5 separate regions of the Mus musculus genome follow, and all the other regions are linked to region 3. A link is a loop called in an ENCODE intact Hi-C map of the cell type or tissue named here. Cell type or tissue: left cerebral cortex. All regions are shown on one strand.

What was found. Hi-C counts contacts between places; a loop is a spot of excess contacts. Peaks named below come from ENCODE experiments on the same cell type or tissue, not always from the same donor. Only the 100,000 strongest peaks of a DNase experiment are listed, where the experiment ranks them.
Region 1: a loop joins it to region 3, with 2.0 times the contacts of the local background. A loop is called at or near these places in 5 of 42 quality-filtered maps.
Region 2: it touches region 3 in a loop (1.9-fold over the local background); 5 of 42 quality-filtered maps call a loop at or near these places.
Region 4: it touches region 3 in a loop (5-fold over the local background); 9 of 42 quality-filtered maps call a loop at or near these places.
Region 5: a loop joins it to region 3, with 3 times the contacts of the local background. A loop is called at or near these places in 4 of 42 quality-filtered maps.

What each region holds. Positions count from the first base shown.
Region 1 is chr12:17,082,759-17,087,758 of GRCm38, reverse strand. No RefSeq gene overlaps it. Among named protein-coding and RNA genes, the nearest start is that of 2410004P03Rik, 74 kb to the right of the region's middle. In left cerebral cortex, no CTCF peak of the experiment used is centred here; DNase peaks (open chromatin) are centred at 1,911 and 2,688; H3K27ac peaks cover 1,633 bases.
Region 2 is chr12:17,099,595-17,104,594 of GRCm38, reverse strand. No RefSeq gene overlaps it. Among named protein-coding and RNA genes, the nearest start is that of Kcnf1, 75 kb to the left of the region's middle. In left cerebral cortex, no CTCF peak of the experiment used is centred here; a DNase peak (open chromatin) is centred at 2,535; H3K27ac peaks cover 224 bases.
Region 3 is chr12:17,168,564-17,173,563 of GRCm38, reverse strand. It overlaps Kcnf1 (potassium voltage-gated channel, subfamily F, member 1), which reads left to right. Exons shown (of 1, transcript NM_201531.4): 1 at 1-1,464. Among named protein-coding and RNA genes, the nearest start is that of Kcnf1, 5.8 kb to the left of the region's middle. In left cerebral cortex, CTCF peaks have their summits at 2,932 and 3,582; DNase peaks (open chromatin) are centred at 944, 1,946, 2,924, 3,585 and 3 more places; H3K4me3 peaks cover 2,580 bases; H3K27ac peaks cover 3,720 bases.
Region 4 is chr12:17,031,028-17,036,027 of GRCm38, reverse strand. No RefSeq gene overlaps it. Among named protein-coding and RNA genes, the nearest start is that of 2410004P03Rik, 22 kb to the right of the region's middle. In left cerebral cortex, CTCF peaks have their summits at 648 (motif pointing right) and 2,784 (motif pointing left); DNase peaks (open chromatin) are centred at 1,801, 2,371, 2,757, 3,900 and 1 more place; H3K27ac peaks cover 810 bases.
Region 5 is chr12:17,069,864-17,074,863 of GRCm38, reverse strand. No RefSeq gene overlaps it. Among named protein-coding and RNA genes, the nearest start is that of 2410004P03Rik, 61 kb to the right of the region's middle. In left cerebral cortex, no CTCF peak of the experiment used is centred here; DNase peaks (open chromatin) are centred at 1,709, 2,608 and 4,767; H3K27ac peaks cover 641 bases.

The sequences.
Region 1 (5,000 bases), 86 kb after region 3:
TAGCTAAATCTACAAAGACCTGCAGACAAACAGCACTCCCAGCAAAATGGGCAGCTTGAGTCCAGGCATGTGTTCATGCAACAGACCTTCCTGTCCCGAGGGCCCAGGAGGGGTCTAGTGATGGATCATCACTAGCTGCTGCAGCAAAGGCATTCTCAGCCTCCTGTGGATGGAGACAATCAGAGTTGTCTGAGGACAGGAGGCCAGGAATTCTAGGTATGCAGGACATGAGCTAAAGTCGGCTGAGAGGAGGGAACCTCAGTTAAGAAAATGGTTCCATATATAGGGCTGTAGACGCCTGTAGAACATTTTCTTAATTAGTGATTGACAAGGGAGGGCCCAGCCCATTGTGGGTGGGGCCACCCCTGGGCTGGTGGTCCTGGTTCTATAAGAAAGCAGGCTGAACAAGCCATGAAGAGCAAGCCGGTAAGCAGCATCCTCTGTGGTCTCTGCATCAGCTCCTGCCTCCAGGTTTCTGCCCTGTTTGAGTTCCTGTCCTGACTTCCTTTGATAATGAACTGTGGTGTGGAAACTTAAGCCAAATAAACCCTTTCTTTCCCAGGCTGCTTTGGTCATGGTGTTTCATCACAGCAAGGTAACCCTTCCTAAGACTCCAGGGAACAACTTCTTGACATGGAAATAATAAGAGAAAACATCGCAAACCTATAATCAAACCTTCAGTGAGGTTTCAGCTCTCAATCAGAGGAGACACAGCCCTGGCTAACTGAAGCCAGGCTGCTCTCCAAACAAGTAGACAGACACGGTTTTTGTTGATTCTCTGGGGTAGGGTCAAAGTTGGTAATTCATTGTCAGAAGATGGTTTCCTTCTTTCCCAGGCCCGTGACCAACCTGTCACAGAAACTTCTGAGTTCCTCTGTGGCTGGAGCCATCATCCTGGGCAAACATCGTCACGTGTGGTTCAGTATGGGCCTATGACGGACTGGAGAGTGTTAAATGTGTAAGCTGCTTTATGGATAGGGTAGGGTTAAGATTAAGGCTTTTAGATGGTTTGTCAAGTAAAGTCACTTGCCAGTCCAGCCACACTAAGCCTGGCAGCCTGAGTTCCATCCTGGGTCCCACATAGGGAAAGAAGACAGCCAACTCCCTCAGTTGTCATATGACCCCCCCCACTCCATGCACAAACACATATACAGGCTGTGTCGTACATGGATTTCACACATGCACACTTGTCCGCTTCAGCAGACAATCAGCATTCTGCACGCAGGCCCAGCAGCCGCTGACCTGCGGCTTACCTCATTCAACAGACTGACACAAAATGAAGGCAATGCCAAACCTGTTCATCCAGTCACCCATGGGGCATCTAGGTCAAGCGGCCTTACAGTCCCAGAAAGGAACTTTGACAACTGTAGTCGAAATGTACCCAGTGGAAGCATTCCCACAGCAAAGCTTCTGGGAGACTAATGATGTATTACCCAGCTATATGGCCCCTTCAGCGAAATTGCAGCAAGTGAAGCTAGAGAGGGTTTGGACCTTGGTAACACGGGGAGCCCAAGAGTCTCAGGACTTCTCCCGCCTTGAGTAGAATACAGAGCTTCAGCACGGAAGAAGAGAAATAACGCAGACAGGTGAAAAGCGCTGTGAACGCCACAGAGCTTTCCTGTTCTTGCTAGGCTTCTATTACTGTGTTAAAACACCCTGACTCAAAGGCATTTGGCAGGTGTATGTGTGTTTACATATGTTGGCTTACATATCCCAGGTCACAGTCCATTGAGGGAGGAAGCCAAGATAGGACCCTGGATGTGGAACTGAAGCAGAGGCCATGGAGGGGTGTTGCTTACTGGCTTGCTCTCCATGGCTTGTTCAGCCTGCTTTCTTAGACCATCCAGCATCACTTGCCCAGGGGCAACCACACCCACAGTGGGCTGGGCCCTCCCACAGCAATCAGTTATCAAGGAAATGCCCCCCAGAGTTGCCTACAGACCAATCTGGTAGAGGCAATTCCTTAACTGACACTTCCTCTTCCCAGGTGACTCTAGCTTGAATCAAATCAACAAAGCACCAATCCACACACCAAGCTCATACTGTGCTGAGCCCTGGGCAGCCTGCTCAGGCCTGTGTGCTCTGCAGTTTGGGCAAGAGAGAGAAGACACTTAAGTTATTTGCTGTAACAGGCAGAAAGAGGGGGGGTGACAGCAGGAGAATTGTCCAAAGAGGAAAGAAAAGAACAAGAAGGAAGGGCAGGACAAACATTAAGGTCATGACTGCCCAAACTACAGCAAGGGCAGAGACTGCCACAGGACAGCCAGTGTGCTAAGAGCCTCCCATCCCTCAGCCTCCATCTTCAGGATGCTGTGATCAATTGCACAAGCAGGGTTGACTGTCCCAACGTGGACGGAGGCTAAGACTCAGGGAGGTGACTCATTAGAGCTGCACAGCAAGACAGCCACAGAGCCATGACTCAAACAACCGTCCCCTCCTCTGTCCTGGGCCATTCTCTCTTAGAAAGTGAATGTGCCAAGCACCTGATATGTCACACGAAGCAACACGAGGTCTCAGAATCAATAAAGACATCCCTCCCCTCTGGGAAATGGTATCTATACATTTAAATTGGCTGTCTTCATAATCAGACGAAGGGCATTTTATTTTAATGTAACAGCTGAGAGGCAAAATCAGGTCCCGTTTCAAGTACCACTAAAATCTGCTGTGTGGGTAGGCTCTCAATGTGGAAATGAGGCACCCTTAACAGCCGCCCACACAGCCGCCTAATCTTCACTCAAGAGGCGCTATTGAAAAAAAAAAAAGTGACTCAAAATCACCAGCAACTTTGAATTTAACTTCTGAAACCTTCAGTTGATAGAGCAGGAAATGAGCCAAGAAAAAGAGCAACCCCCCCCCCAACAGAGCGGCCTGGAACTCCAGCCTTGTCCACAAGACACCTGTCACCATCTGCCAGGACCGTCACAGGCACACAAAAACATCTGACCATTCAAGACAGCTTGTCACATGCCACTCATGGAGCCGCCAGAGGGGTCCTGGAGAGGAGAGGTGGTACTCTGGTGGTGCTCTGCATTGTTCAGAGATCAGGAGGGAGTTGGGGAGGGAGTTGATACTTCCTGTTTCTACCACAGCACCCCTGTCTACCTTGTGATCTCCTGCTGGGTCACTAGAACATTTGCAGCCTGACCTTCTGCTTCCACGGACCCTGCCAAGCTTCATAGTCCTGGGGTGTTGTCCCTGGAACAGGAGTTGGGCACTGGGGCTCCCTTTATCCCAGCTCCTGGTCCCTGTAAGGTGTCCTCTGTGGGCCTGGCCCCTCTCCTTCATCCTATAGCCCATCTCAGGGATCCATGGCACAAAAGCCTCACAGATGTCCTGGGGTCACTTAAAAAAAGACCCATGGAAAGGTTATATCAATGTCCAAGGCTGATCTATCTTTGGGGGAAGGGGAGTTTGAGGGGGAGCAGCATGGTTTTGAGACAGGGTTTCTCTATGTAGTCCTAGCTGTCCTGAAACTCTCTGTGTAAACCAGGCTGGCCTTGAACTCAGAGATCAGCCTGCCTCTGCCTCTGCCTCTGCCTCTCTGCCTCTGCCTCTCTGCCTCTCTGCCTCTCTGCCTCTCTGCCTCTCTGCCTCTGCCTCTGCCTCTGCCTCTGCCTCTGCCTCTGCCTCTGCCTCTGCCTCTGCCTCTGCCTCTGCCTCTGCCTCTCTGCCTCTCTGCCTCTCTGCCTCTCTGCCTCTGCCTCTCTGCCTCTGCCTCTCTGCCTCTGCCTCTCTGCCTCTGCCTCTCTGCCTCTGCCTCTCTGCCTCTGCCTCTCTGCCTCTGCCTCTCTGCCTCTGCCTCTCTGCCTCTGCCTCTCTGCCTCTGCCTCTGCCTCTGCCTCTGCCTCTGCCTCTGCCTCTGCCTCTGCCTCTGCCTCTCTGCCTCTCTGCCTCTCTGCCTCTCTGCCTCTCTGCCTCTCTGCCTCTGCCTCTCTGCCTCTGCCTCTCTGCCTCTGCCTCTCTGCCTCTGCCTCTCTGCCTCTGCCTCTCTGCCTCTGCCTCTGCCTCTGCCTCTGCCTCTGCCTCTGCCTCTGCCTCTGCCTCTGCCTCTGCCTCTGCCTCTGCCTCTGCCTCTGCCTCTGCCTCTGCCTCTGCCTCCCAAGTGCTGGGACTAAAGATGCGTGCCACTATGCCTGACAGCCTATCTATCTTAAACAAAGCTTACAACTTGCTGAACCACAGAGGACCCTCCCCTGAGCTTTGTCAGTATGTAGCTGCATGTATGCCGTATTTCACATCTCCACTGTTCTATGGGATGACTATGGAGAAGATGACTCCAGAAAAGAGCACAAGGATGCAAACATGCTTACATGCAAGTGGCTGGGCAGCAGCCCCAAACTGGGGTGCTGTCCTTAAAGAGGTAAAACGTATGCAGCAAATGGGGCACAGAGCCACAGAGGTAGAAGACATTTCTGGACCCAGGATTTTCATATGAGCTGTCAACAGGACCAGAGGGAACATTTTAATACCTGCTTTGGGATCACAGAACCATCTGAAGGGCCCTTGGCTTAAACACCTGGTGTAGTTGTATCCCCTCAGCCACACTCTGTTCACACATCTTCAGCTTCAAGAGGCCTGGGTTTGAATAGGACCAGCTGCTTTTTTAAAATTTTCTTCCAACATCCATGAAAGGTTGGATATGTGAGGGGAAGAAGGAGGGAAGTGGGGTGGGATGGACAAAGGAAGGACAGATTTACAAAGCGCAGGTAATCAAGGGGGATATGGCATGTGTGTGTGCACACACATGTGCACAAGCCATGGTTGATGTCAGCTGTCTCCAATTGCTCTCTAGCTTCCTTTATTTTGCAGAGTCTCTAACTTAACCTGGAGCTTACCAATTCCCCTAGACTGGATCTGCTAGTCTCTACCAAATGCTGGGACTACAGGTTGGCATCACTCTGGGCTTTTCGGAGGGGGCGAGGCTATGGGAATCCAAGCTCAGATCTTTGTGCTTGCAGGGCAAACACCATACCCACAATCTACCCAGACCAAGAGTGATA
Region 2 (5,000 bases), 69 kb after region 3:
TGGGAGCATCTATATGACCTGCTAGAGTAACTTCCCTCTTTCAGGAGGGAGAGCCACATCAGTTTGTTGGGAAGAGGGGGAAGACCAGGGTCCTTGTCCAAAGCCTTCCATAGGCTACCCTGCAGGAGAGCCCTCAGGAGCACATACAGAAAAACCTGTGCTCTGTGTGGAAGAGACACTGAAAGAGGTCTTACAGGGCAGGAGACCCAACAGCACAAGAGAGTCTGGGAACTGGAACCAGTGTGAACAAAGCCTTGGGAAATCCAGGTGAGTCCCTCTATGGCCTTCCTACAGCCCAGTTCAGACCAGCACAGCCCAGTGCTGAGAGTTCTGCCATTTTCTGGAATGCTCAACCACTGCCCTAACAGATGCCAGGGCTGTTGGGCCTGGATGACTGGTGTGCACTTACCTCCAACATGGGACACCTTGGTGGCCATGGGAAAGTGGCCTATTGAGATCCATGACCCCCCACCCCCACCCTATCCCAAGACCTAGGAAAGGATCTACTGTTCTCCCACAGGGGAAGTTGTGCAAGGAAAGGGGCATGTGTCCAGTGTGAAAGGCTCCTGGGTGATGAGGCTCTGAGGTGAGCCCTGGTGGAACTCTAGCTGCTGGAAAGACTCTTGCTGTGTTCTTTACCGGCTACTGTGATGTTCTGCTTGAAGCGCTCACCATATTAGCCTGTTCTACAGAGGGCCACATCCTTTCTCTGTGTCTTCTGTTCACCCTGTACCAGTGGACCTAACCCCCTGGGAAATGCACAAGTTTAGCAGCTAATCTGCCTTACCCACCCCAGCCCACAAAGACACCAGGACAGCAGTGTCCACCCAGCCAGGTGCATCAGGAAGAAGAGCCAGTAAAACGACTATAGACTCATCCAGACTCATCCAGTGCTCTGTCAGAGGGGCTGAGGTGCCACAGACCCGAGGGACTGGCATCTCATGGGGCAGGCATCTATGTCCTCCCTCCAGGGGCATCAACCCTTCATAGGTATTGGGACTTCCTGTTGGACACAGCTGTCCAGCTCTGCTTGATTGCCTTGCAAAGTTCTCTCCATGTCCTGGTACCCCAGCAAGCTGTAGGGAGCAGCTCATGGCCCAGTTGGTTGGCCTCAAGGCCACCTCAGATGTTGGCCCACTCCACTCAGCCTCTGCTCTGTTCCTCTCATGAAGGGGTCAATTTGGTGTAAACCTTGTACAAGTTCCCGTCTTTGTTTTACCTGAATTCTCTGAATTTGACAAGTTTTTTCCCACATTCTATTTTCAGGCAGGGACTGTCCGTGTCCTCTTGAAGGAGAGGCTCACTCTCTGAGCAATATTGCCTGCTCAGAGAGAAATGGCAGCATATTCCATGCATAAAACCAACGGACTTTGGAGAATGTCACACCTGTGCCATAGGGGTCACCCATACTCTCCCGATGAATCTAATGGATGGTGGCTCTTCTGATGGGCATAGCAAGTTCTTCAACTCAGACACCGTACAGAGATCAGAACTGGAGGGTAAGGACAGTCACCTCCCTGCTCGTGTATTCTGGGGAGTCACACCAAGTGAGGACAGAGGCAGAATTTGCTGCCTGTTGAAGCTGGGCCATGCTGGACTCTTGGGGTTCCAGCTGCTCCTGCTAACTTGTCATCATAAATGTGGAGTCGGAAGAGAGCTCCAGCCTCAGCTCGGACCAGAGAATCCTGAGAGAAGAAAGACCCCAAGCAGATTGTGGGCAAGAACCTCCTGCCCCCGACTTTCCCCAGGGTGATATGGCCCCAAGGCTGGCCATTCTGTCCAAGGAGTGACCCTGTCGCTCAGATTTGAATGTTCTGGTGTCACCTCAACTAAACATGTGAAGTTAACTTGTAGAGAGATTTATGTGTGAGAGAGTTAAACTTAGGATACTTACATGATTAGAGTTATGACCCCATTCTCCAGAATGTTCTGTCCTGAAATATTTACTCAGTGGCTCCCTCTTAGCCACTGTGTCTTCACTTAGATACCACCCGTGTCTTGAGGCCTCCAGACTTCTCTCTTTCCTTCCACCCCTCCCCCCAGCTCTTGCCAACTCTTCCCCTGGTTTATATTCTTTTTTTTTTTAAAGATTTATTTATTTATTACATGTAAGTACACTGTAGCTGTCTTCAGACCCTCCAGAAGAGGGAGTCAGATCTCATTATGGATGGTTGTGAGCCACCATGTGGTTGCTGGGATTTGAACTTCGGCCCTTCGGAAGAGCAGTCGGGTGCTCTTACCCACTGAGCCATCTCACCAGCCCGGTTTATATTCTTTATAAATGCAAATCACCACATTGAGAGGAAAAAATAAATATATAACTCAATCATTCACCTTTTGACTGGCCGCAGCCTTTCAGAGTCCAGCCAATCATGATATCCTCTGGTTGTCCTGATCTTGCTTAGCCAAAAACAAGAACCCACAGCCTGTTCCTCATAACACCTCCAATCCCAACTTCCATAAAAGCCCAGGGAGCTCTCCCTGATGTTAGAATCATGCAGAGCCACACTTTTCCTTGGCAACGGGTTTATTTTTACCTTATGATGCTGGGAGTCAAGGGTGCCGAATATGTTAGCATGCTTCCATTCTGTTGACTTCGGGAAAGCTTAGGGCTGGGTTTCCCTTCCTAAGCAGATGCCAGAGCCCCAGAGAAAGTGTTCTGTGGGACACTGCACAGCCTGGATTGGCTGACTTTCTCATCATTTCACCTCTCTCTGCTCTTTTCATATAACTTTGCAAACTTGTGTGGTATTATTGGAGGCAGTGAATGGAGAGAAAACAGGAGATGTGAAATAGAGTGCTCTGGGAATCCTCATGGGATTCTAGGACTCTCTTTCTTCTGGAAAGCCAACAAGAACATGAATGTGAATAAAAAGGACCCTGGGGAAGAGGACGGAGCCCATAGATTCACCCTGGAGAGGAGAGTTTCAGGTTCAGCACCTGTCCCCAGCTGACAGGTGAGCTGCCTCCCCCACCTTCTTCCTGCAGTCAGTATGTCCTTCACAGTGGACTCCACAGGACTCCTGACCTACATCATCTATAACCAGGAGCCAGCTCTCTGCTATCCTGAGACACCACACAGTGTGATTTGAATTGTCTCAGGGGCTTATGTTTGGAATGTTAAGTCCCTAGACAGTAGTATTATTTAGGAAGGCTGTAGAATTTTCAGCAGATAAGGTCTGGCTGGCAGAGGAAGTAGACCCTTAAAGGTGGGCTGTTGAAAGCTGTAGCCCACCCCTGATGAGTCTGCCTCATAGTGGACAACCTCCACCACACACTCCTGCTCCTGTGAATTCAGTTCCCTGCCCTTACCTTTCCTGACATAATGGATTGAATCCTACAGAAACTATGAGACAATATTAATTTCTCCTTCCTTGTTTCTGCCAAATGTTTTGTTCACAGCACTGTAAGAGCCACTGTCATGAGATATCTATCCCCTCTGTCTTCCCAATCTGCAGACACCATGGCAAATGACATCTTCCCCCCCCCCCTTTTTTGTGAGTTCCCTGTTTCCTTTGATCTTGTTGATAACTCTTGTTTTTTCTTTTGTAGCTTGATTTAAAAGTTAAAATGGCAAATATCTCATTTCATCCCCATCAGGAGAAGTTGTGGGACTTCAAAGGCTGACACCAAAAGAAAGAAGAGAGGCTGGGGCTGTGATTTATTTATGGAATAGTCAGTTCCTGGTTAATTTGCTCATTAATTTCATGAGTACATGAGCTTGGGAAGCGCCAGAGCATCCCAGTGACTTGTGGCATCACAAGGGGGTGGTGGCATCATCAACACCATCCTTCCTCTGTGAATGCAACTGAAGGGAGAGGGGAAGGGCCTGTGCTGGGGTGCCTTGGTGGGTTCATGAACAGCAGGGAGACCTATGGAAGGACATGGAGTCAAGGAAGGGATTATGGAAGAAAGGGCTGCACCTCATGAACCCTCACAGTCTGGAACTTTAAGAACTTGGGCTGGAGGAATGGTTCAGTGACTTAAGAGTACAAACTATTCTCACAGAGGACCCAAGCACAGTCCCCAGTATCTATGTCAGATGCCTGACAACTTTCCTGCAACTCTAGATCCAAGCTGAATCCAACACCTCTGATCACCACAGGCATTTGTACATGTGTGTGCGCACACACACAGACACACAAATCATCATGAATAAAATAGATCTGAAAAGAACTTGCCATAGGACCATTCAGATAACTCAAGTCTGACAACCTGAGTTCAATCCCCAAAAACTACAGTGAAAGACAAAAACTGGCTCTCAGAAGTTGTCCTTTGATCTCCACACATGGGGCAGGGGAAGAGGGACATGAAAACAAAGTAGTCTTGCAGTGGGGGTCAGGGAGGCTATTTGAGGGAATACCACTACAGGTTGACTCACATGGAGATTTTTCTGAGCCCAATCTAGCATCAGAGAAATTTCAGTTTGGGGTGAACAGATAACTTAGGACTGAGCACCCCAGCTGGGGCGAGTAGCTATAGCTTGGTTAGACCACCATGGAAAGTAGTTGGCTGCCAGCATATTCTATTTTATGACAGTATCCAATTGTGAGTAGATGTGGATTTCATCTCCCATCTTCTAGACTCCTTTGCAGCTAGGAATAACTATGTGACATGGTAACCATGTCTGAACCACTTTCTCCAAAACACATGAATGTCTTAATTCCCAATACTATGAAATAATAGAAATAGGGTCAGTCACTTTAAATATTATCAGTTAATGGGAAGTGGCATGGGAGTAGGTGAGCCCTTACCCAATATGACTGATGTTCTTAGAAGAGGACACTGGAGCCAAATACTTTAGAGGAGCCATGTGTGATGGCTCAAGAATCACCAAGAGAAGAGCCTTTGGAAATGCATGTGAGGCGGCTTCTGGATTGGGTCAGTTGAGGTGGGAGGATCCATCCGAAGCATGGACAGTACCATCCCCTAGGCTGAGATTCTGAACTGCATGAGAAGGAGAAAGTTGAGCAGCAGCCTTCATGTCTCTGCTTCTTGAC
Region 3 (5,000 bases):
AAGGGAGGGATAGAGGTATCTTCCATCTGCTTCTATTCTGGTTGGCTCTTTTCTCTTCCCTGAGCACAGATTTTCCCAGAAGTATGAGGAGGGCTTATTTTTCAGGGCACCTTCTAAGTCTGCCTCTCCAGAATTTCCAAGGTTTGAGCTTCTGATTCTTATGGCAGTGTTTCTATGAGGAAGGAGGTTGTCATTCGGAGGGAGAAGTCTTAAGAGTCGAGGTTCTATCTTCAGGGTGCAGGCTTACTTCATGGCTTCATTGTTAAGATACTCAGACCTGGGGTAGATGGCCCATGTAGCAGCAACATCAATGGCCATCCTAGGGGACACAGGGATTGCCCCATGTCTGCCCAGCCCTCTCACTTAGGAACCTGAAGGTCTTTAGCACTTCTAGCTGGCTAAGGCACTGGTTCCTCCAAACGTATGCCTCCTCTTCACATTTCTCCAGGCTGACACCAGGTCCTGGAGATATTAAAGGCAGAGGAAGAAGTTGGGGTCTGAGGAAGTAGAGACTCTAGATAAGGGAGGACAGGGACTACCAGGGTATTGTTTGTTCTTGGAGCTCAGGAGATTTGCCGAAAGGTTGGCTTGTCTTTGTTTGTCCCCTCTATGCAGAATCCTTGGGAAGCTAGAATATGGGGTACCATCCTCATAGCCCCAGAGAGTGGGAGAAGCCCAAGATTTACAGAGAGCTGAGTGACCTTGGGACAGAAGGCTATCTTCCTGTTCCCTGACTTCTGGGGTAGTGGTACTGGAGATCGAGGTGGGGAATTACAGGGAAGAATACTCAGAGATCCAAAGTATCTTTTTGCTGCTCGTTCAGGAATAGAAGACCAAGCCCAGAGAAGTGAGCCATCTGTGAGATCTCCATAGTCTAGGATCCACTGGTCCCAGGGGGACTGAGTGACTGATAGTGATCCTTACACAGTGATATGCTTTGTCACAGAGGAGTGGTCCAGATGTTCTGAGAGCCAGGACAGTCCCTAGGAAATATCTGGGTTTCAAGTACTTGAAAACTTGTACCTTAGAACCAACAGGGGTTGGGTGTGGAGTTTTGAAAGCTTGGTGTCCAGGCTACACCCCATTGCTGTGAAATTAGAATGTCTGAGATGACCCTTCAGTGTCAGTATTTTTATAACTTAAAGTACACATGAGTCATGGTGATTGGGTTAAATCCAGGGTTTGCATCTGTAGAGCTGAAAAAAGGTGTTCTTTCTCAACAAGCTTCCAGGTACAGCTGGAGCCTGGGGCTGCTAATCCACAAAATGGCTTTGAACTATCAGAATAACCATAGCCAGACCTGGTGGACCATCTGTTTTTGCACAACCCATGACTTTAGAATAGGTTTTATATTTTTAAATGGTTGATGAAAAAAAAAACTCAAAGGAATAACATTTTGTGAATCGTGAATAGTACTTTACATTCAAAATTTGTTGTCCATAAATAAAGTGTTATTGGAACTAACCTGCCTGCTTGTGTATTTTGAGATTGTTAGTGATGGCTAAGGAGGTATAAGACACAGCTAAGGAGTTGAGGTAGACCAGATGTCCCACAAAACCTGAGTGACTTCCTTTCTGGCCCTAATGAAGGAAGTTTGTCCCACAGTGGGCTGGGAAAGACATCTAAGGTAGCCTCCAGGGCTGCCCAAGAACCCTTCCAGAAGAATAACCAAGAATTCCCTAGGAGCTGGGATTTGTGGGAGAGATACCTGGATGCTGATGGCTCTGGGGAGGGAGTGTAGGGTAGAAATTGCAGGAAAGAGGCCATTTTATCTGGGTCCTTATTGTGTCACAGCCTCTCAGCTCCCTATTTCCTTTTCTCCTGAAAATTCTCTGCCTGGCTTATCTTTCAGCCTGATCCTTGCATTTCAGGCTTGCCCCTGTCCTCCATCTTCCTGATTCCTAGCCACTGTCAGTTCACATCTCTCTTCTAAGCAAGTTGTCTGACTTGCTTCTTTTTCTGTGTGGGCATCACTCATTACTCACATCCATTAAAAGCAAGGAAATGTTTCAGAGGTTACAGAACATCTATATTAACAGGGAAAACAACAAAGTATTGTTGAGTATTTACATATGTAGGAACTGTGGCCCTGAATTGACATCTTTGAGCCACTCATGAGCAAGTCACAGGGATACTTTTGTTCCACTTCTGTTAACATTGACAGTACATAGTTGTGCCATTTGGAGTAGAATTGTATATGTGTGCAAATACAAATTAATTTCTATGTGCTTTCCCCAAGGAAAGGACATGTAGTCACATACAAAATGTTTTATTTGGTCTGTAAATAGCACAGGAAGTAAACTGGTCAGTCTGGCTTATAGATAGGGAAACTGAGGCCAGAAAACTGAAGCCATAGACCGGTGACAGTGGTGGGAACTAGATAAAAACTTCAGCTGACTCACTCATCTGAATATGGGTCAGCCACTCCCCCCCACCCTCTATTCTGCCCCCACATAGCAGCTTTGACCAGAGCCCAGTGCCTCAGGGCCCCACCTCAGGGCTGGCCCAGCTTCCTAATAAGGTGAAGGATGGTGTCATCCAGTCTCTGGAAGGCTTCACTTTGTAAGTGGTAGTGTTTTATAAGGTAAGAAAAAATGTCAGTATATGTCCTTTGGTAAGCTGCTCTGGGCAGATATGTGACCATGTGGCATTCAGGGTCTGTCCTGACCACACACAAGGAGTTACAGCCTCAGTCTGGATGTATCTCATAAAATAAGTAGAGTAATCTGAGACATTTGTTCCCTAGGGAGAGCTGTTGAGGCAGGTAAGACACTAGCAATGGCCTTCACAAACCTCTCTGCTTGCAAGAACCAGCTCTCAATTTCCCTCACTCTGTGGAAAGGCTGCCTGCCCCCTCCCCGCCAGAATGATTTGATGTTGCAGGTTTCCTCTGGGGAAATGAGAAACACTGAGGCCTCCCACCTGTCGCCTGTGGGAAGACAGCTCTATGCATGGTGTGCCTGGCGGCGCATTTTTACCATCAGAGTGAGGATTTCACTGACACCCAGCTTCTGCTAGTGCACCGCCACTCAGTCACCAGGAGCACCGTTCTCCATGCCAGCTCCCTGGCTGTCTGGTTCCTCGGCGGGCTTAGCCGTGTGCGTGCATCCTGGTCTTGAACCATAGGACCCAGAAGAGGGCCAGCCAGAGACCCTGGCAATGGGGCTTCGAGTAAATTGGACCCTTGAGGATGCTAACTGCCACCCATTCCGCTCTTCTGTGAGAATAGGGGTGCAAGCCAGTCCCCGTTGCTGCTCTTTGGTGTCTCCCCAACTACAAGGTGAAGAGGAGCTGCTGAGCCTACCATTGTTCTCTCTGTGGCATGGCTGCACAGTACATCTCATCCTCATCTCTTTCTCTCTCCACTACACTAGGCCTATGGCTTGTCACCTACCCCTGTATATGGCTTGTCACCCAGCCCTGTGCACCAGAGGCCCCTGTTGTCCGCAGCACCCTCCTGCTCCTCAGAAGTCTGTCCCTATCCACCAATCAGATTTCTATCTTTGTTTTCACTCCCTGCTGGCCACCTTCCTGTCCCAGAGGTAACACTGCCCTGTGTGCCCTCCTGGTGGAGTGGAACAGAATTCATGCTGTGGAAACTCTAGGGTTCACCCACGTCTCTCCACATGAAGGAGACAGAATGTGGGAAAGTAGTGTAGCTCTTGGCACCTCAAAGCTATGGTAGCTGTGGGAACTGATCCACTCTGAATTCGGTCTCTACGTTCACTTATGGCTCAGCCCATCCCCACCCCACCCCACCCACTGATGGTCGCTGATAGGGGCCTCAACATGTGAGACAGAGGTTCTGGAAATATACCTGAGAATGCAGCCCCTCTAACAGCTTCCCACAGTGTGGTGAAGCTCAGCACCGGTTGGCCATTCACATGGCACTTCATACACAGTGGCTGGGTCATTTCCAACCTCCACAGAGACCTCTTGGCCTTTTGGAGTCTAATGTTCATAGCCAGTGTGAGGGATATACCTTACCAAAGAGCACATGCTAAGTGTACAATACTCTCTCTCTCTCTCCCCCCCCTCTCTCTCTGTGTGTGTGTGTGTGTGTGTATTTATGTGTCTTTGTATGTCTCAGTGTGTATGTTTATCTCAGTGTATCTTTGTGTTTTTGTGCAAGTGTGTCTATACATGTGTATCTGTTTGTGCATGTATGTGTGTGTGTGTACATCTCTGTGTATGTGTCTGTATCTCTATGTCCATATATGTGTGTGTCTGTGTCCATATGTGTATGTGTGTCTGGGCATATTTGTGCTTCTTTGTGTGTGTCTGTGTGTCTGTATGTGTCTCTTTGTGTATGTGAGTTTCTGTGTGTATCTGTTTGTCTTCCCCCCATGCGTTTTTGTGTGTCCATGTCCATGCCTGAGTGTGTGTGTGTGTGTGTGTGTGTGTGTGTGTGTGTGTGTGTTCCTTCCCACAGAAAGAAAGGAGGAAGTCCACTGTATTCTGAAGCAACTTCCTCCACTTCTGGTTCTCTCCTCTTCCAGAGAATTTGGCTTCTAGTACAGGGCCATAGGCAGGCTTGTCCTCCATCCTGAGAAGTGACCACAGCATTCTGTTCCTGAGACCAGAGGCCATTGAACTTGAGGACAGGAGGCTCCAAAGGTCCTTCTGTGCTGATTAACTGGAGCACAGGAGTGTTGCATGCAGGTAGGGACCCCAACATTGAGCCTGAGGGCTGAGACTTGAGGCAGGGGGCAGTGACTGGGCTCTAGGGTGATCCAGGCTACATAGGGTGAGGCTAGGACCTCCCGGTTGCCCTGCTGACTCAACCTTTTCTGTTTCTGAGGTTACTGGCCTGACCTTGTGCAAGGGGCAGGAAGTTACCCTCTATTCTCTTGTTTAAAGGAATTGAACTCCCAGAGAAATGAGAAAGGGCTACAGAGAAGGGTCTGAAAGGTTAATGTCCCTTCCTGTCTCCCAGATGTGTTACATTGTGCTCCCTTCTCTGAGTGACTCCCCTCACTCTGAAGCAAAGTCCCCGAGAA
Region 4 (5,000 bases), 140 kb after region 3:
CTCCCTAGAGGGCACAGAGGGAGAAAGAGTCCCCCAGAGTGTCTGCACAAAGCACGCACGACCCTAGGCCTGAGCAGCAGCAGCCCAGAGTGGCACCCCTCTCAGCAGGAGAACAGGATGCATGAGTGGAGCCCGGGGGGTGGGGGGTGGGGGGTGGGGGGTGGGGGGGGGTGAGGACAGTTTGTCCCTGTGTCACCAGGACATCAGGATGTGAGGCTGGAAACAGTTCCTGGCTCCAGGATTCAGGACTTTAGACTTTCCCAGTCTGTCACGTTGAGCCTAGCATGGCATCCATCATCAGGTCACCTCCAGGTGCTGCTGTGGCTTTGGCAAGTCCTAGCACTATTTGTGATACAGCCACAGCCACAAGGGGTGTGTGTGTGGAGGGGGGGGGGTGTGTCTTCCTTGACTGTAGAGGTAGAGGCAGGAAGGTAAGTTCAAGTTCATCTTCATCTACATGGAGAGTTCAAGGCCAGCCTGGGCTATGTGAGACTCTGTTTCAAAATAAAATTTCTCTGGGAGTTAAGGAGAAAAACTTCTGGAAATTCCAGGATGAATACCCAGCCCCACCCAGGTCTCACAAAATAAAAGGCTTTCAGGACATAAGCATGTCTAACACATCTCTATCTGGAGGTTCTGTCCTGCAGGGGGTGCTGTCCATCCACAGAGCACAGGGCTGGTAGTTGAAGTCTCAGGGTACTCCAGATCTCTGCCTGTCACACGGGTGTTTCAGGACCACCCTTCCGGTGTGCTTTCTGTTAAAGATGGTCTTGAATGGCAGAGAGAATTCTTCAGCTCTCTCTAAACTGGGGTTTTAAAAAGCTCTTAGTGTGAACAATCTTCTTAGGTGAGTTGGGATAAGTCACCTCATGCCTGTGAGATCAACACTGCACCTCTCCAGTTGCTAATTGTGGCCACTGTGCCTTCAGTGAGGCTACAGCCTGTTTTACAACTCTTGTAGTCACTGAGGCCTGAGAACGCGGTGTTACAACAAGCTGGTGCCTGGGAACACGGAAGGCAGAAGAGCCGGGTATCTCCTCTTTGACTCTCCTGGGCTCCATGCTGGGGATTCCCCCAGATTGCCTATCTGTCACCTCAAATCCCCATGTATCCCCCAGAAGAGATACACAGAGTCCTATCACCCCTTGGGCAGAAGAGCTCAGGACCATGTGGCCTGTTCTCTTTCAGACATGCCAGTTTCTCCAGTTATGTTATCAAGAAAGCACAAAATCCTCAGGCTGGCTAGCTACCCCAAGGGCAGAGCAGGACAATGCTTTGAGATTGTCCCCAGCACTGAGTTAAAGGAGGTAGCAGGTCAAAGCATCACACGTCTAGATGTGAATTTGGAAGACAGTACGAAAAGGTACTTTCTGACATCACCAGGAACAACAGATATGCGAATGCTAATTATTTATTAAATGAATAGATTCACCCGGACCATGGGTGCCAGGGGACGACGCCAGCCTCTCTTACAATTGGGAGTATTCACTGGGCTCTAGGAAGTAAGCTCAGCCCTGGGCTATCTAATGGCATAGCCGCTCCATTTGAATCCCACCTACACCAAGGATCTTAAGACAATGCCTGTCCCTCACAGGTTAACCCCCAAGGACCATTCCCTTCGCAGCAACTTAACATGCAACCAGAGGCCCGGAATTAAAATGTCTCTCGTTTTCTTTAGCCACATGGAAACGCTAATTATAGCATTCAGTCTCCAATGCATATTTATTTTGTTCATTGCTAGCCTCAGCTTGTAATGAGGAGTTGGTGCATCCAAGTTTTCTCCAGCATATTCTGGGTCTGCAGGTGACTGAGGAAATGAAGGGTGTCCTCTGTTTCTATAATTATGTCATCGTGTTACAGTTAATGTGCATAGCCAGGACCATGGGAGACACGCAGAATGTACCGGGCCAGTCCACACCCTACAGGGAAGGTTCTTGCACAAAAGCACAGAAAGGGAGCAGCCAGCCCCTAGCCAGGTGTTGACCCTAGAGGAGCCGTTTCACTGCGGCCAGGGGACTCAAGGTACCTCTTTTGTGAGCTGGTTATCAGTCCTCCCAGCTGGACCGTACATACTTGCCAATGAGTGAAGTGTTCAGGGCAGACAAATGAGAGAATGAAAACCACCTTGGTTGACTTCGGGGCTGTCATTCCTAACAGCCCATCGCTTACAATGTAAGAGGACCCAGGGTGCTCACATCCCCGGTGGAGAGACCAAGGATTTGAATCTCTGCACCTTCCGTCTGAGGTCCAGCTGGAGCGTCTGAGGCGAGCCAGTCTGTCTGCCTTTCTGCCAAGTGCCGTGTGATCATGCTCACTGTCTGCTCTGCGGCTGCTGTGTGGTTATGTAGAGATGCAGTCCACATGGTTCTGCTGAGGGCCCCACAGACAGTGTGCTTCCGGTTTCTACCACACCCTCTCTGTTCTTCACTCAGCCAATCAGATATAGGGTCTTCTTAAAGCCACAAATAGCAACAATGGGTCTGTTTGGCCTTTTCTGCTGCTTCAAAGTACAAAGAGGCCCGCTTGCTACTGACTTCACAAATGGGCTTCATTTCTTCTCGGTGGACACTTATCGTCCCTCAACTAATGCTTGGTCGGTAATGGCGATAGCTTCATTTGTGCAGAGCCCCAATATATATATATATTATACACACACACACACACACACACACACACACACACACACAAGGCACAGAGAGGATCTGTAGCCTATGTATGAACTCAGGAATAGATTGCTGGTGCTCAGGATTCAATCACTGCTCAATAGCGCCACCTGCTGGGAAGGAAGTCCTCAACGCAAGAGTTTTTTTTGTTGTTAGAAGAGACTTTAAGATGAGAGAGAAAACTGAAGTTATTTGGAGTATCACAAAAATATCCAGAATAGCGTTTCTCAATATGCTTCCCAAGGCTCCCGTAGGTGCCGTGTTGGTGTGTCTAGAATTTTCTAGGAGAGAGTCAAAGCGTGTTTCCCTTTGACGCTAGAGAAAGAGTCAGCCTCTTGGTGACCCAGTGACCAGAGGATGACTTTCATTTTCAGGCCTGTGCTTCTGGGGTGAACTCCCTGGCACCAGTGGTAGATGAACAGATAACAGGCTATGTCCTCAAGGGACTCCTGGGGATGCAGAATGGGCCAGAGGAAACACAGCCTTAAAGAGTGAAAGATTAGGAGGGGTACCCTCGATAGCAGAAGAAAGGTCATGAGCCTTCCGGTCACATGGGTGGTATGGGAAGAAGGGTAGAGAGGCAGGCAGTACATGCAGGGAGCAATGGCAACCACATCCTTTGTGGTCCACGAAGTTTAGAAAGTTGAAAGCTGAGGCAAGAACCTGTCCTGATTCTTATTTGAGACTCTTGGAAAAGGGCGTCTGCCCTTCCCACCCCATCTCCATAGCCTGGCTCTCCATCACCATTAGGACCATGGTGCTTGGGAAACACACTGGGTCAGTGACTGGTCCTTAGAACCCGATGTGCTCCACAGGACATGGAGGTGTCCCTAGGTGGAGCCAGGAACAAGGAGCAGTGGAAAGCTTAACATGGGCACCTTTTCCAATAGCACTACCCATGAGGTCTGTCGAGCTAGGGACCAATGCAAGTGCCACCCATAGATCAGGACATCTACAGCAGCCAGGACACTGGCCAAAATGGACGGCAGGGTTCTCCAAACCACACATGACAAAGGTTACAACTTCTACCACAAACTCCAGACGCCTGAGGCAGAAAGGAGGAGACCTAACCTCTCAGCCTCTAGCACCTAGGACCATCAAGGACTTGGAGACCAGGGTTCTTCCCCCTGCCAATCTCCAGGTATGCAGGAGAACAGGGAATCTGTACCTTACACAACACCACCAAGAGACTATGTCATCCAAGGTAAGCCTGGCAGTGTGCTTCTCTAACTCCAACACTCAGAGGCAGAGATAAGTGGGTGTCTATGAATTGTCTCCATAGGTAGTCCCAGAATAGCTAGGGTTACACAGATAGACCCTGGTGTGTGTGTGTGTGTGTGTGTGTGTGTGTGTGTGTGTGTATGAAGGAGAGAGACAGGCAGGCAGGCAGGCAGGCAGGCAGGCAGGCAGACAGACACAGATCCACAGACAGACAGAGTATGTTGTGCAGACATTCAACTGGGATAAGGAATCCAAGCAACTGGCACCATAGCTCAGTTATCCCCTCCCCCTATATTAAAACCCACCTCTGACTTCACAGAGTCTGCAGAAGGAAGAAAGGAATGCAAAGAACATGCTCTCTGAGGTCCTTTACAGAGAAAATAGCTCTAGGGACCAAGGGTAGGACATGTCGGTGAGCAGGACGCTGAAGAGACAAGGATCAGACAGAAGAACCACGGTGTGATTGTCAACCTAATGGATCCAGAGTGACACAGCAGACAAGCCCTGGGCACATCTGTGAAGGACTGTCTACACTGGCTCATCAACGTGGGAGGATCCAGCCTAAATGTGGGGAGCACCATCCCATGGGATGGAGTCCTGGTAAACATGAATATTCATCTGTCTCCTTCCTTACTCTGGATGCAATGTGACCAGCCATTCCACACCCTTAGTGTCATGACTTCCCACCATGATGGACTGTAACGTCAATGGTAAAATTGGGGGGGGGGGGGCTTAGTTCCTCCTTTCCTTCCTTCTTCCTTTTTTCCTCCTTCCCCCTTCCTTTTTCCTTCCTTCTTCTTCTCTCCCTCTTTCTCCCTCCTTCTTCCTTCCTTCCTCTCACCCTCCTTCTTAACTCCTTTCCCTCTCCTTTCTCTTTCCTTCCTTCCTTCTTCCTTTCTTCCCTCCTCCTTTGAGTTGGTTTTGTTAGATATTTTGTCGACACAACAAAAAAAGAAACTAATACATAGACTAAGCTACAGGGACATTTGCTCTGCTCCCTGAAAGAGAGGGCAAGCAGTCTGCCTCCTCCCCAGCCCTCCATGCCTATGCTGAGCAAGTGTGGCGGGCACTGGGAAGCCATGGTTCCGACAGGTAGAGGCTGACCTCTTTGCGTAT
Region 5 (5,000 bases), 99 kb after region 3:
GTTTCTGCCTCCCAAGTGCTGGGATTAAAGGCGTGCACCACCACGCCTGGCTCAAACCCAACTTTTAATGATGGTTCTTAAATGCTTTAACCTCTCTTCTAGCCCCCCCCACCACCACCACCAGAGGTAGTGGAAAAGAAAGGTCATTAGGATACGGGAGAAGTGGACCTCTTTAGAAATTGTTCTTTGGAGCAAATCCTATTTACCTTGTCAGGAAGTCAGCAGTTCAGTTCACAGGCCAACAGGGGCAGCTCAATCCACTCACAAACATTTCACAGATATACCAGCAGTCCAGTTCAGAAGTGTCGGGATGGCAGCAGTGGTAGCATGACCTAGCAGGAACAGACAGTCCTCCGCTGAATCAGCACAAGTCAGCAGGAGGGACCAGGACCACCAGGGATGTCAGGAGAAGTTCTCTGCTGTGCCTCTCTCAATGAAGCGAAGATCAGCAAAGACGCAAGACCAAGAAGCACTGCAAAGGTAGCTCTACAAGGAAGCCCCTTTCACAGTCCAGTGAGTTCTACTTATCCTCCCTCCAAACATCACGGGTCCTCCATGGGTCTTGCCTCAGCAGGTGAGTCTGTCTTAGCAAAACTCCCCATGGTCCTGTATCAGCTTACATCTCTGCCGATCAGCCCAAGTCTGCAGAAGTGGCAAGAAGCCGCAGCACAACACCAGAAGGTTTTTGGTGTGTTTCTCTCTATGGAGTGAAACAAATGGAGCTCAACAATGCATGTACGTCGGACCAACACATGCATGTCATTAGTGAAGAATCCTTCATCACACGTCCTTTCTCGTGCTTGCTTTAGCAGAACATCCTTTCACCCGTGTCTGCTCCAGCAAACCATTCCTTCAGTTCTTCCATGTGTCTGCTTTAACAAAACACCCTTTCACTCGTGTCCACTTCAGGAAAACACTCCTTCATATGTTTGCCCTAGCAAAACGCCATCTGACACAACTGTCCTAAAGAACCCTTACGTTTCCACTTCAAGTGGCTTTTTTTGTTTTCTTTTTGGTTTTTGGTTGGTTGGTTGGTTGGTTGGTTGGTTGGTTTGTTTGTTTTACATTTTAAAAAACAAGTTGGCTGACTCCTCTTCTACATGGCTCTGCTTCCAATGGGTGCCTGGGGAACTGGATGGCCAACCATTGGGCCAATGCATGTGGACAGTCTTTGAGTCTACAGTGAGAAGCCATAACTTGAACAGTGCCCTACCCTGGAGCTTCCAATTTGTAATGGAACTCAGGTTACAACAACATCCTAGTGGGGTCCTTAGCTTCTAATTCAGTCAACATGGTGACAGGGCATCATCACTGTATGGACCACACACCTCCCTTTTTTCCCCCCACTTTGGAAGAGAAGTAACAGCAGTCATTTCAACTCTGTTCTGCCTGTCTGCTACCCATTTGCTTGAAATCCATGAAAATCTTTTACCTCATAATAATTATCTACACTATCATCTTTCTCTCCACCCTCCTCCCATCCCCAACCCAGGATCTCATGTATCCCAGGCTGGCCTTGACCTGATCCTCCAAAATGCTGGTTTGTGTGGGCTGAGGATTGAACCCAAGGCCTGAAGCACGCTAGGCCAGCTGCACCCCAGCCCCAGACATTCCATATTTTGCATTCCTGGATCTCACCGCCATGGAGACTGCAGTTGGTACACACCACCCACCCATTGTTCTGAACCAGAGCTCAGTCCTAAGATCTAGTCTAGTGATTCAGAGACAGAATTTTAGGGCTCCCCATCTTGTGCTCCATCCCACTCCCCCTACATCTTGGCAGTATTCACCCTGTGTCGGGACAATGTCAGTCTTTGAAGACTGGAACCCAGTTCTTCCTGACACGACACAGCAGAGAGCATGACACAGAACAGCTGAGATACAACAGTGTGTAGACGGCTCTCTGAAAAATACCATTAAATGACTGAACAAATGAATCAATGTTAATATTACACTTGGATTTTAAGAGTGGATCGGAGGAAAAAATATTGGACAAACTCCCTCTCTTTTCCTCATTTGAACACTGAGTAGGGAATACTTTCAATTATGGAAAATTGATTGTTTTCTTATCTCTATCCCACAGTAGGCTCTCCCCACAAGCTCTAGCCAGCCCAGCTAAGAAATAATCACCATAGAGTCAATGCTATGTCACCTGATCATTAACCTTGCCGGGGACTGCATTCCCCTCTGGAGTTGGAAGCGGTTTTCCAGGCCAAGAAAAGTGCTCTAAATATCAAGTGTCCTCTGCCTAGACTTAGAAAATGAAGGCATGGTCTCAAGGAACACAACAAGAAACACTAAATAAAAATTGCAGCAGAAACTTTCCAGGGCTTTTTGGACAAACTGTCATTATTGTTGACTTAGCTATATAGAAATCCAATTGTCTAATTCCTGTAACGAATGTATCTCCCAACTACCTGCCTTCCATGTTGAGTGTGTGTGTGCATGTGTGCGTGTGCGCGTGCGTGCTGTCTTCTATTTGCCTTACATTCTGATGTTCTTTAGACAGCAAGGGCTCCACCTCTAACTATGCGAGAAGAGGAAGCTTGCACACCAGTGGTCTAGCACCTCAGCTCCCTGCTCTGATCTCCATACTGACAGCACCATCTGCCTCAGCCTGATCCAGCAGAAGATGCTAGGCGTGCAAACAGCAATGCTGAGCGCCGCGCTTCATGAGCACAGGTTCTTCTCTGCATACTAAGCCCAGTACATTTTCCCGCCTGAGCTGCCATGCCAAGGCTGCACACCTTTGGACATGACACCAGCTCTCTGGTCCATTGTCTACGAGGACAATCACCAAGCAGTTACTATTTGGGATTTGAATCTGAGCATGGCTCCTTCCACATAGCAATCTTTCCACACTCCACTCAATACTCCAGTCTGGCTTTGTTACTGGCCATCCTGTTTCCCAGACAGGAAGCTCTGCCCTTCTGCTAGCCATGTCTCCCAGCAGGTATAACTTCAGGCCCGATGGCCACCTGCCCAAATATGCTAACAGTGTTAGCATGCCTGATCACAGTAGCTCGGCATTCACTCTGTCTTCCTGTGCCTGACCATAGCAGACAGCTCTGAGAACTGAGGCTTCAAGGTCTGTCTATGACAGGAAAACAATCTGAGCTGCATTGGTGGCCTTGTAAGAAGCGTCTAGAGCGGTGGCTCTCAACCTTCCTAAAGCAGTAACCCTTTAATACCCTTTCTCATGATGTGGTAACACCCCCCCCCACACACACACACACCATAAAATCATGTCTTTGTTACTTCATAACTGATTTTGCTACTGCCATACATCATAATGTAAATATCTGATATTCAGGGTATCTGATATGGGACTCCCAAAAGGACTGTGGCCGATTGGTTGAGAACCATTGAGGTACAGAGAGGGTGAGATGGGTCTCTCTCTTGTTTCTGAATGTGGATACTAGGGAGGGGCTAAGAAAGAGTAAAAAGGCACCTGCCTGCACCTTGGCCTTAGAATTCCAGCCTCCCAGAACCATAAACATCAGCATTGTCTGTTTATAACACCAGCGGCCAGAGCTGGCATAGATAGTCTCATGGTCAAGGGTAATGCTGAAACTCAGCCCTAGAAGGCCCCACCTCCCCCATGGAGGAGGATGGAGTGATGGAAAGGATACACGCCCTCCCAAATATGTCCCAACAGTGTGTCATCTGATGCCTTACAGTCCCATGTCCTGTCAAGATTACGTTTCCATCTTAAACACAGTTACCCACCAATATTTTAACAGACCTTTAAAAGGGCTAGTAAGATGGCTTGTCAGGTGACAATGCTTACTGAGTATCCCTAAAGGGCTGACTTTGATCCTCGGACCCCATGGAGGGGAAAGAACTATATCCTGAAAACTGTGATCTAACTTTAACTTACAAGCATGGCATGCACACATGCACGCATGCACACACACACACACACACACACACACACACACACGCACACACACAAATAGGTGTTGTGCAGTAAGTAGCTGGATGTGTGTAGGCGGCTGTGCACTGCTTTAGACCTAAAGGGTCTATGAGATCTGCTGATTCTCTGCTTTTTTTCCCCACAAAGAACCTCACCCTTGGCAGGACCTGTTCTCTAAGCAGGTCCACTGTCTGGTGGTGGAGTACACCTGTTGACCTAGAATAAACGTGTGCTCTCTGCATTTTTGTCCCCAAGGTGATTTTTGGTGTGGCTTTATGGAGTGGAGGTAGGGTGTGGTTTTGTCCCAAGTCAGGTGACACCCTAAAGTATAACCCAACATAATCCAAAAGGCAGATGTGTGGGATTTCCAGACTGGCTTTCCACACACATCCAGGAGGCAGAAGATCAGCCATCCACCATCAGCCACACCTGTAGTGTAGGATGCTAAGGTCCCAGTCAGTCTGAGGAAGTGACAAGGGAGGCATGGCCCAAGCACAGGATGAGATAAGTAAAGAGATCTTGGCTTCTAGAGCCTTCCAGGTAGGATGAGCTGCAGGTAGAAGGCCAACGACATTAATGTAGGCACAAGGAATGGAGCACCGGTCCCTCCCTGTGTCTTGGTGTGGCATAAATACCCCAGAGCCTAAATACTAATCAGGGAGAGAGAGGGGGACCCCCAAGGTGACCAAATTTAAGTTTCTGTCACCAGAGAGGGATGGCAAGCCTAAATATAAATGAAGTGACTCGTAGGCCGGCATCTGCTACACAGGCAGGCTTTGCTGGAGTGTGACAGATTTATATGCTAAGTTGCTATTGTGCAAAGGAGAAAGCTGAGGTGGCGGGAGAAAGATCTCAGCACTGACACATGCGCACGGGTGTGTTTTCCCGCCAGGAGCTGGCCCCGAATCAAGATTCAAGGCTAATGAGAGGGTTCATTTCTAGAATAACCATAGAAATGTGTTCAGTGGGTGGAAGGCCTGGTGATGCTTCCTGGCTGCCCCCCTTCCATGTGCAGGACCTCCTGTGCAGGGTGCCAGGGACACAGGTGTCCACCCGAAGTCTGCTCTCCGCCTCCTGCCAGTGA